Linked DNA regions of Homo sapiens: all the other regions are linked to region 1. A link is an interaction called in ENCODE POLR2A ChIA-PET data of the cell type or tissue named here. Cell type or tissue: MCF 10A. All regions are shown on one strand. Region 1 overlaps FAM227B (family with sequence similarity 227 member B). Region 2 overlaps GALK2 (galactokinase 2). Region 3 overlaps COPS2 (COP9 signalosome subunit 2).

Region 1 (4,000 bases):
ATCTGATAATTGGTTACACAACTCTTGGGTTCCTCATGCAGACTGAATATATAAGAGAAAGAGATGGGGAGATAGGGAGAGAAGGTAGAGAGGGAGAGAATTTGTAAGGGGGATTTCTTCTCTGTTAGTCCACTTCTCTACCAAGAGGTGAAGTGTGTGGGGGGAGGGAGGGGGGAAATCTCCCTACACCCCAAACCAAGTGAGAGAGCCTAGTGTTTGGGGGATGTTGAGGATCATAGAGGGCATTGGAAACAGTAGTCTGCATATTGGAAAAAGAAAAGTAGAGTTTTATTTAGGAAAAATGGGGATGTTACTGATGACTTTGGGGCAGAGAAATAACATGGTTGCAATTATATTTTAGAAAGATTAATCTCATAACAACATTTAAAATGGATTGGAGATTGGGGAGAGAAGATACAAAGAGGTGGATTAGGAATAGAATTAATGTGAACTATAACAATAACTTGATCTAGGATGTGAAAGTGATAATTGATAGGAAGAAACAGGTGTAGAAGAAGTTGTGGTAGAATTGACATTTTTTGGAATTAATTAGAGGAATAAGGAGGACTCACTATGTTTGAATTAATATTAAAAACTATCGAGGGAAAAATATAAGTTGTAGCTGAGGATAGAAATAACGTTTAGCTTGAAGAGGAGCTTAAGCAGAAGTATAAACCTCCTTTCTCATGCATAAGTTATTGCGATAGCCACCAGTTTTACACAAATACAAATTTTTACTGAATACTTGGCTTTTCATGGATGTAGCTCTATAATTAAGGTGGTGGACTCCCTAACTTTCTTTTTCTTCTTTACTATCATAATTACTTTTACTCTGCCTCTTTTTCTCACTTTTGAACATGCTTTGAAAGCTAATGAATTGAAAATTAAGCCAGTTTTGCTACTAACACATTGATATCCAGGAAACATTTTTAAAAGAAAAATTGCTATTGCTAGTTTTACCCCTCATTTTGCTGCCTTGCTACATAGACAATTCATGTAGAACCAAATAATGACAATTTAGAGCTAACAATGTAATAACCTCAATTGCACAAGGTCTTTGTGTTTGTCATGATGTCCTTCTAGGGATGAAGCAAAATTCTCTCTGTGAGAACATTTTTCAACATTTAGAATGGCATGAAGCTGTCAAAACTAGGTACCAATGTAAAGCACTTACTCAAGGAAATTGATTGTTTCCTAAAGTTAAGCAGTAACTTAAGGGGAATCAAGACAATCTAGAATGAATTACATAATATGCTTTCATTATATAGAAATGTACAAGTGGAAAAAAAAACCCAAACTAGTAGCTCCAACTAGAGATTTTGCTCTAGGTCTAAAGTTGTATCACAATTCAGTAAATTCATAATATAATTTTAAGAACTTTAAATTTAGATTAGCATTTCAGATAACTTCTTACAAATATAAAATTAAAGCATAAATTTTTATAGACTCAGAGATACAAGAGTCAAGTAACTTTTGTAAACTGAGATATTTATATATTTGAGTCACCAGCACACCACAATTTTGAACATATGACTCATACTTTGTATCTTATATACAGTTAGTTTTAAAATGTTAGGGCATTATGCCAAGGGTAAGCACAAGTTTACATAATTGAGGATTTATAGGGACCTCAGGCTTGCTCAATTACTTTTGGGATTTTATGCCAGAGTTTAAACTACTGTCTTTGACCAGGCCCATCAAGTTTGGGTTGACGTGTCCATACTACAGCCTCCTTTTATATTAATACTTAGAATAAACTCAATCTCCTATTACCATGACCTACAAAGTTCATTATGATCTGGTCCCTGCCTACCTCTTCAGGTTCATTCACCTCTCACTACTTTTTCCATTTTTCATTCATATTAGCCTTCATTCAGTTCTTGGAACACACCAAGATCCACCCCACCCCCCACCCCCCACCAATCTACTTGTTTATGTTTGTTCTCTCACTGGAATGCATGCTCTGTTAGGGCAGAGGTCACTTCCAGAATATTCACCATTGTATCTCCAAAAGGCCAGAACAACATCTGGCACCGAGTATCTATTTGATAAATATTTGTTAGATGGATGAATCAAGGAAATAAGTAAGATTGGTTATATGGCATGACCCAGGGTTCAAGCTGATTTATGGAATGGGGTGGACAGAAGAAAAGAGGAAGATAAATTCATAGTGTAAGGACATCTCTGAGAATGTAGTAGAAATATGTCTTGGACAAAGATGCCCTCTCTCACCACTTCTATTCAGCATCGTATTTGAAGTCCGAGTCAGAACTATCAGGCAAGAGAAAGAAATAAAAGGCATCCAAATAGGAAGAGAAGAAGTCAAACTACCCTGTTTGCAGATGACATGATTTTCTATGTAGAAAATCGCATAGTCTCTGTCCAAAAGCTCTTTGAATTGATAAATAACTTTAGCAAAGTTTCAGGACACAACATCAATGTACAAAAATCACTAGCATTCTTATACACCAACAGTCAAGCTGAAAGCCAAATCAGGAACACAATCCCATCCACAATTGCCACACACACATAGACACACACACACACACACACACACACAAACACACAAATACCTAGGAATACAGCTAACCAGGGAGGTGAAAGATCTCCAAAATGAAAATTATAAAACATTGCTCAAAGAAATCAGAGATGACACAAATGCATGGAAAAAGATTCCATGTTCATGGATAGGAAGAATCAAGATCATTAAAATGGCCACACTGCCTAAAGCAATTTATACATTCAATGCTATTCCTATCAAACTACCAATGACATTCTTCACAGAACTAAAGAAAACTAGTTTAAAATTCATATGGAACCATAAAAGAGCCTGAAGATCCAAGGCAATCCTAGGCCAAAAGAACATAGCTGGTTGGGTGCAGTTGCTCACACCTGCAATCCCAGCATGTTGGGAAGCCCAGGTAGGCAGACTGCTTGAGGCCAGGAGTTTGAGACCAGCCTGGGCAACAAGGAAAAATCCTGTCTTTGCAAAAAATACAAAAAAATAGCCTGGTATGGTGATGCATGCCTGTAGTCCCAGCTACTCAGGAGGCGGGAGGATCACCTGAGCCCAGAAACTTGAGGCTGCAGTAAGCCATGATTATGCCACTGCGCTTCAGTCTGGGTGACTCTCTTAAAAAAATAATGACAAAGCTGGAGGCATCATGCTACCCGACTTCAAACTATACTATAAGGCTACAGTACTAAAACAGTATGGTACTGGTACAGAAAGAGACACATAGACCAATGGAACAGAATGAGCCCAGAAATAAGGCTGCACACCCACAACTATCTGATCGTTGACAAATCTCACAAAAACAAGCAATGAAGAAATAACTCCCTATTCAATAAACGGTGCTGGGATAACTGGCTAGTCATATGAAGCAGACTGAAGCTGGACCCCTTCCTTGCACCACGTACAAAAATAAACTAAAGATGGATTAAAGACTTAAATGTAAAACTTAAAACTATAAAAACCCTGGAAGATAACCTAGTAAATACCATTCTGGACATAGGAACTAGCAAAGATTTCATGACAAACATGCCAAAAGCAATTGCAACAAAAGCAAAAATTGACAAATGGGATCTAATTAAGCTAAAGAGCTCCTGCACAGCAAAGGAAATTATCAACAAAGTAAACAGACAACCTACAGAACAGGAGAAAATTTTTGCAAACAATGCATCTGACAAAGATTTAACATCCAACATCTATAAGGAGCTTAAACAAATTTATAAGCAAAACCAAACAGCCCCATTAAAAAGTGGGCAAAGGACATGAACAATTTTGAAAAGACATACATGTGTCTAAAAAACATATGAAAGAATGCTCAATACTGCTAATCATTAGAGAAATGCAAATAAAAAACACAGTGAGATACTATCTCAGATCAGTCAGAATGGCTATTACTAAAAAGTCAAAAAATAAACGCTGGCAAGCTTGCAGAGAAAAGGGAACACTTACACACTGCTGATAGGAGTGTAAATTAGTTCAACCATTATG
Region 2 (4,000 bases), 210 kb before region 1:
ACCTCCTGGGTTCGAGCAATTCTCCTGCCTCGGCCTCCCGAGTAGCTGGGACTACAGGCACGTGCCACCATGCCCAGGTAATTTTTGTATTGTTAGTAGAGATGGGGTTTCACCATGTTGGCCAGGATGGTCTTGAACTCCTGACCTCAGATGATCTGCCCACCTTGGCCTCCCAAAGTGCTGGGATTACAGGTGTGAGCCACCACACCGAGACCATTTGCCAATTTTTTAATTGGAATATTTGTTTTACTACTGTTGAGTTAAGTTTTTTATATATTCTGGAGATTAATTCCTTGTTCGGTGAATAGTTTACAAATATTTTATCCCTTTCAACAGGTTGTCTCTTCACTCTATTGGAAGGTTTCCTTTGCTGTGCAGAAGCTTTTTAGTTTGATATAATTTCATTTGTCTATTTTTGTTTCTTTGCCTGTGCTTTTATAGTCTTATTCATAAAATCTTTGCCTAGACCAATGTCTTGAAGTGTTTCCTTTATGTTTTCTTCTAGTAGTTTCATAGTTTCAGTTCTGATGTTTAAGTCTTTAATCCATTTTAAATTCATTTTTATAAATGGTGAGATATTGGGGCCTATTTTTATTCTTTTGCATATGGATATCTAGTTTTTCCATCACCATTTATTAAACAGATTGTCCTTTTCCCTATGAATGAAAGTAACTTTGTTGAAAATCATTTGGCCTTGGCCAGGCATGGTGGCTCACACTTGCAATCCCAGCACTTTAGGAAGCCGAGGAGGGTGGATCACTTGAGGTCAGGAGTTTGAAAGCAGCCTGGCCAACATCATGAAACCTCGTCTCTGCTAAAAATACAAAAATTAGCTGGGTGTGGTGGCACACACCTGTAATCCCAGCTACGCAGGGGGCTGAGGCACGAGAATCTCTTGAATCTGGGAGGCGGAGGCTGCAGTGAGCCGAGATCAAACCACTACTGCACTCCAGCAGGATTCTGTCTCAAAAAAAAAAAAAAAAAGAAAATCAGTTGGCTGTAAATACATGGATTTAGCTCTGGGTTCTCTATTCTGTTCTATTGGTCTGTATGTCTGTTTTTACGCCAAAACCATAGTATTACTGTAGCTTTGTAGTATATTTGAAGTCAGATAGTGTGATGCCTCCAGCTTTTCTTTTCTTCTTCTTCTTCTTCTTTTATTTTTTTTTTTGGCTCAGGATTGCTTTGGTTTTTTGGGGTCTTTTGTGATTCCATACAAATTTTAGAATTAATTTCTGTGAAGAATGTCATTGGTATCATACGAGGAATTGCATTGAATCTGTAGTAGTATGGTCATTTTAACAATATTAATTCTTCCAGTCCAAGAATGTGGGATGTCTTCCCACTTTTTTGTATCCTCTTCAATTTCTTTCATCAGTGTTTTATTGTTTTCATTGTACAGGTCTTTTATCACCTTGGTTAAATTTATTCCTAGATATTCATTTTTTTTAGCTATTTCAAATGGGATTGCTTGCTTGATTTCTTTTTCAGGTAGTCTGTTATTGGTGTATAGAAACACTAGTGATTTTAAAAATTTTTTCAAAGTACTTTTATTTATTATTTTAAAATCTTATTTTTCCATAAGTTATTGGGGTACAGGTGGTATTTGGTTACATGAATACATTTTTTAGTGGTGATTTGTGAGATTTTGGTGTACCCATCACCCAAGCAGCATACACTGCACTGTATTTGTAGTCTTCTATCCCGCGCTCCCCTCCCACTCTTCCTCACAAGTCCCCGATGTCCATTACCTAATTCTTATGCTTTTGCATCCTCATAGCTTAGCCCCCACATATCAGTGAGAACATACAATGTTTGGTTTTCCATTTCTGAGTTATTTAACTTAGAATAATAGTCTCCAGTCTCATCCAGGTCACTGCAAATACTGTTAATTCATTCCTTTTTATGGCTGCATAGTATTCCATTGTATATATACCACAGTTTCTTTATCTACTTGTTGATTGATGGGCATTTGGGTTGGTTCCGCGATTGGGTTGGTTCCATAATACCAATGACATATAGTGGCAATTGTGAATTGTGCCACTATAAACATGCGCGTGCACATATCTTTTTCAAATAATGACTTCTTTTCCTCTGAGTAGATACCCATTAGTGGGATTGCTGGATCAAATGGTAGTTCTACTTTTAGTTCTTTAAGGAATCTCCACACTGTTTTCCATAGCAGCTGTACTACTTTACATTCCCAACAGCAGTGTAGAAGTGTTCCCTGTTCACCACATCCACACCAACATCTACTCTTTTTTGATTTTTAGATTATGGCCATTCTTGCAGGAGTGAGGTGGTATCACATTGTGGTTTTGATTTGCATTTCCCTGATCATTAGTGATGTTGAGCATTTTTCCATATGTTTGTTGGCCATTTCTATATCTTCCTTTGAGAATTGTCTATTCGTGTCCTTAGCCCACTCTTTGAATGGGATGGTTTGTTTTTTTCTTACTGATTTGTTTGAGTTCATTGTAGATTCTGGACATTAGTCCTTTGTCAGATGTATAGACTGTGAAGATTTTCTCCAACTCTGTAGGTTGTCTTTTTACTCTGCTGACTGTTCCTTTTGCCATGCAAAAGCTCTTTAGTTTAATTAGGTCCCAGCTGTTTATCTTTGCTTTTATTGCATTTGCTTTTGGGTTCTTGGTCATGAAATCCTTGCCTAAGCCAATGTCTAGAAGGGTTTATCCAATGTTATCTGCTAGAATTTTTTTAGTTTCATATCTTAGGTTTAAGTCCTTAATCCATTTTGAGTTGATTTTTGTGTAAGGTGAGAGATGGGGATCCAGTTTCATTCTCCCACATGTGGCTAGCCAGTTATCCCCGCACAATTTGTTGAAAAGGGTGTCCTTTCCCTACTTTTTGATTTTGTTTGCTTTGTTGAAGATCAGTTGGCTATAAGTATTTGGGTTTATTTGTGCGTTCTCTATTTTGTTCCATTGGTCTACGTGCCTATTTTTATACTAGTACCACGCTGTTTTGGTTGACTATGGCCTAATGGTATAGTTTGAAATCAGGTAGTGTGGTGCCTCCAGATTTGTTTCTTTTTGCTTAGTCTTGTTTTTGCTATGCAGGCTCTTTTTTGGTTCCATATGAATTTTTATTTATTTATTTATTATTATTATACTTTTTTTAGGGTACATGTGCACAATGTGCAGGTTAGTTACATATGTATGGTTCCATATGAATTTTATAATTGTTTTTTCTAAGTCTGTGAAGAATGATGGTGGTATTTTGATGGGGACTGCATTGAATTTGTAGATTGCTTTTGGCAGTATGGTCATTTTCACAATATTGATTCTACCCATCCATGAGCATGGGATGTGTTTCCATTTGTTTGTGTTGTCTATGATTTCTTTCAGCAGTGTTTCGTAGTTTTCCTTGTAGAGGTCTTTTGACTCCTTTGTTAGGTATATTCCTGAGTATTTTATTTTATTTTTTATTTATTTATTTTTTGCAGCTATTGTAAAAGGGGTTGAGTTCTTCATTTGATTCTCTGGTCGCTGTTGGTATATAGAAGAGCTATATTTGTGTACATTAATCTTGTATCTGGAAACTTTGCTGAATTCTTTTATCAGTTCCAGGAGCTTTCTGAAGGAGTCCATAGGGTTTTCAAGGTAAACGATCGTATCATCAGCAAACAGTGACAATTTGAGTTCCTCTTTACCAATTTGAATGCCCTATATTTCTTTCTCTTGTCTGATTGCTCTGGCTAGGACCTCCAGTACCATGTTGAAAAGGAGTGGTGAGAGTGGGCATCTTAGTCTTGTCCCAGTTCTCAGAGGGAATGCTTTCAACTTTACCTCATTCAATATTATGTTGGCTGTGGGTCTGTCATAGATGGCTTTTATTACATTGAGGTATGTCCCTTTTATGTCAATTTTGCTGAGAGTCTTAATCATAAAGCTTGCTGGATTTTGTCGAATGCTTTTTCTGCATCTATTGAGATGATCATGTGATTTTTGTTTTCTATTCTGTTTATGTGGTGTATCAC
Region 3 (4,000 bases), 270 kb before region 1:
AACTGAATTAGTTACGTCAAATGAAAAAGAGATAATTTGTAAAAGTGTAAATGTTCTTTAACAGAAGAGAAAGTGAAATTTTAATTAGTATATAAAGAATGCTTTAAAAACAAATGAAGAGGTTAAGCAAATTATGAAAAATAATCAAGCACTTGTTTTACAAGAACAGTTGTAAAAGGGATTAAAAATAAAAAAACCCCCTAAAGTTCAATAATAGTTCCAACCTACTCATGTCCTGTTATTTCCCCCAAGCAATTTGTGATCCATCCACACAACCAAAATCTACTCTTTCTCAAACATGCCACACAATTTTAAATCTCTGCTTTGGCATAAACTGCTCTTTTTGCTAGAATTCTAAACCACTTTCCCTCCTAACAAACTTTCTGATTTTCTCCTAAGATACTCCCCTGCCCTAATACTGCTGGGAAATGTGTTCATCAACTCATCTTAGCATCACTCTTCTTAGCAAACTAAATTTTTTTTCTCAGTCATGCTTCCATATGACATGCATCTCTCTAACATAGAGCTTTGTATGTTAAAACAGTCCAAATTGTGAACTTCTCAGAAGCAGGAACTTTCTTATTCATCTGTGTATTCTGAGAGCCTGGGATATTACAAAACGCTTAGTGAGTGTTTGGTGAGTTAAAATAAAAGGTGGATAAACATTCCAAAATAACACAACACAGAGCAGCCAGGGTCAATTTTGACTATATCTGGAATGTCGCTACTGCTGAACAGGATCAGTTCCATAGCTCATTTACTTACTCTTGTATTTACCGCCAATAGAAGTCCTAAGAAATGTACTTTAGGAAAACAATACTCACCATTAACAATGCTTTCTGAGTCTTGTCTAACAGCTGTACCATATGTTGGCACACTAAGAGGTACATGGCAGTTGTTTCATTATCCTTAAAAACCAGACACGATTCAAATCCTAGGTAGCCATTTATGGTTTAGCTACTGATAAAGTTATCCATTTAAAAAAATTCACACAAGTTAATGGGTGCTGATTTGTTAACTATGGAGTAAATTAGAATTAAAAAACAAAACAAAACAAAAAAACTGTCTGCTGGGCACGGTGGCTCATGCCTGTAATCCCAGCACTTTGGGAGGCGGAGGCAGGTGGATCACCAGGAGTTCGAGACCAGCCTGACCAACATGGAGAAACCCTGTCTCTACTAAAATACAAAAAATTAGCCGGGCATGGTGGCGCATGCCTGTAATCCCAGCCACTTGGGAGGCTGAGGCATGAGAATCACGCCACTGCACTCCAGCCTGGGCAACAGAGTAAGACTCTATCTCAAAAAAAAAAAAAAATAAATAAAAATAAAAAAATAAATAAATAAATAAAACCATTGATAATTTATTTGCAGACATTTTTCTATATTTTTCCCACCTAACAAAATTGGGATAATATGGATTATACCGTCTTTGATATTTTTTGAACTTAACATTTATATTGAATACATGTTCGCTATGTACATAGCACTGGCAATCGACCATCATCTTTCTACTGATCTTTTTATTAAAAGGATGACAAATACGAGAGTCTGTAAGAGATCCTGTAGCTAAGACTCATTTACCTCCCCACTGCACACAAAAAAATAGACAAATAAGTAAAAATGTAGAGCATTAAAACTGCTATACCATAAAAAATAATGGCAACATGGGTGGAGCTGGAGGCCATTTTTCCTACCCAACTAATGCAGGAACAGAAAACCAAATACTGCATGTTCTCTGTTATAAGTGGGAACTAAATGATGAGAACTCATTAACACAAAGAAGGGAACAGACACTAGGGCCTGCTTGAGAGAGAAGGGTGGGAGGAGGGAGAGCAGCAGAAAAAATAACTATTGGATACTTGGCTTAGTACCTGGGTGATGAAATAATCTGTATAATAAACCCTTGTAATACGAACTTATCTATATAACTAACCTGCACATGTACCCTTGAACCTAAAAGTTAAAAAAAATAAATAAAACTGCTATATATTAAGACAAGAAGAACAATACTAGTAAACATTTATCCCCTAATCCCAACTATGAGCTTGACTAGGGGAATATAATGAGGCTCACAGCTGGTCATATGGTCATATATTTAACCAAGTGGAATTATTCTAACTTTTAGACAATGTTTTCCTTGTAATACATTTAAATAATTATATCCAAATATAGGCCAGGCGTGGTGGCTCACGTCTGTAATCTCAGCACTTTGGGAGGGCGAGGAAGGCCAATCACCAAAGGTCAGGAGTTTGAGACCAGCCTGGCCAACATGGTGAAACCCTGTCTCTACTAAAATATAAAAATTAGCCGGGCATGGTGGTGGGTGCCTGTGGTCCCAGCTATTCAGGAGGTTGAGGCAGGAGAATTGCTTGAACCCAGAAGGTGGAGGTTGCAGTGAGCCGAGATCATGCCACTGCACTCCAGCCTAGGCGAAAGAGCACAACTCTGTCTCAAAAAAAAAAAAAAAAATTATATTCAAATATATAATATCCTACATATAACAGGACTTACTAAAGACTAATTTTTGGAATAAAGTCAATTGGTCTTAAATTCTTTCTAAAAAGATTATTAGAAGTTTCACGGTAGAACGATTGGACTGCGGAATTAAAACAGTTAGCTTATCAATGGCCTTACCAACTTAATGAATGGCACTATGATTATTATTTAGTGTTACTGGATCAGCAAATAATCTATAAACCTGTAAAATTAGCATTGCATTAAATGTCATTTACTAGCACCATCACCTACCACAGATTACTATGTTTAGAAATGCCTGCTTCTGCCTCTAATGAAAATCAAACAGATCTTAGAACATACATGATCATGCATGTATGTTGAATTTCTTTTATATTCGTTTCTTTTTTTTTTTTTTTAAATAACAAGTTTGTTTTATTTTAGATTCTTCTTGGGCAGAAATCATTATTTACTTTCTTGGGTAAAAACAGTACAGTTTTAGAAACAGACTTAATTTTTCAGGTGGTATCCTAACTACCTATTTCTACCAGATTGGGGAAGAACAAAGTGATTTAGGGTGTTAAAATATATCATTGGACGACCAATAAAGATATGCTGAGTATCACTGTGGTCAGCAATACTCACTGCTCTTAGTTAACACTTTAACTAAAACGAGGTGATGATCAATTTTCCAAAAAACAATACATTTTTTATAAAAATAAATCTTGAGAAAACAAGTCAATTACGCACATTTTTTAAATACTAAGAAACATAAAAAAAAAAAAAGAAAATCCCAGACAAAATAACTATTTTAAAAAAAGAAAAACTCTTTTGGCAAAAGGTAAGCATGAAATGGTAACCTGCTTCATTAATCTTTTTTTTTTAAATATATGATTTAAGGAAATGAAAAACAAATTACTAAATAAGTTTTATGCCACCAAAAGTTTTAACTGTTAGTAAATTGATCATAAATAATTTTACAATTAGACACCTGATGAGAGACAGATGAGGGGAGGAAGAGCTATTTAATAGAACGCTAGGGAAAGAAAAACAAAAAACCCAACAGAAAACTCCAACATTTCATTTCATTATGTGGTAGTGCAAAATCTTACTTTAAGAAATAAAAAAGTTAAAACAAGGCTGGTTGTGGTGACTAACACCGGTAATCCCAGCACTTTGGAAGGCTGAGGAGGGCAGATCACTTGAGGTCAGGAGTTCAAGACCAGTCTGACCAACATGGTGAAACCCCGCCTCTAATAAAAACACAAAAAATTAGTCAGGTGTGGTGGCAGGCGCCTGTAATCTCAGCTACTAAGGAGGCTGAGGCAGGAGAATCGCTCGAACCTGGGAGGCGGAGGTTGCAGTGAGCTGAGATTGTGCCACTGCACTCCAGCCTGGGCAACAGAGTGAGACTCTGTTTCAAAAAAAAAAGTTAAAGCAATTATATATTCAACTTCATTTTACTGCTCATGTAGCGTAGGCCCTAAAAGGCTGGGAAAATATGACCAAGTTAAAACACTGTATGTTTAATAAAAAATCTTGCA

What was found. ChIA-PET counts read pairs that join two places held together with the same protein. Peaks named below come from ENCODE experiments on the same cell type or tissue, not always from the same donor. Only the 100,000 strongest peaks of a DNase experiment are listed, where the experiment ranks them.
Region 2: POLR2A ChIA-PET joins it to region 1 with 6 read pairs; 2 of 35 experiments call an interaction of 5 or more read pairs at or near these places.
Region 3: POLR2A ChIA-PET joins it to region 1 with 5 read pairs; 2 of 35 experiments call an interaction of 5 or more read pairs at or near these places.

The regions. Positions count from the first base shown.
Region 1 is chr15:49,414,240-49,418,239 of GRCh38, forward strand. The region is part of intron 11 of FAM227B (family with sequence similarity 227 member B); the gene reads right to left. Among named protein-coding and RNA genes, the nearest start is that of FGF7, 7.0 kb to the right of the region's middle. In MCF 10A, no CTCF peak of the experiment used is centred here; a DNase peak (open chromatin) is centred at 1,622.
Region 2 is chr15:49,203,137-49,207,136 of GRCh38, forward strand. All of the region lies in intron 2 of GALK2 (galactokinase 2), which reads left to right. Among named protein-coding and RNA genes, the nearest start is that of GALK2, 35 kb to the left of the region's middle. In MCF 10A, no CTCF peak of the experiment used is centred here; no DNase peak of the experiment used is centred here.
Region 3 is chr15:49,148,946-49,152,945 of GRCh38, forward strand. The region is part of intron 1 of COPS2 (COP9 signalosome subunit 2); the gene reads right to left. Among named protein-coding and RNA genes, the nearest start is that of COPS2, 4.7 kb to the right of the region's middle. In MCF 10A, no CTCF peak of the experiment used is centred here; no DNase peak of the experiment used is centred here.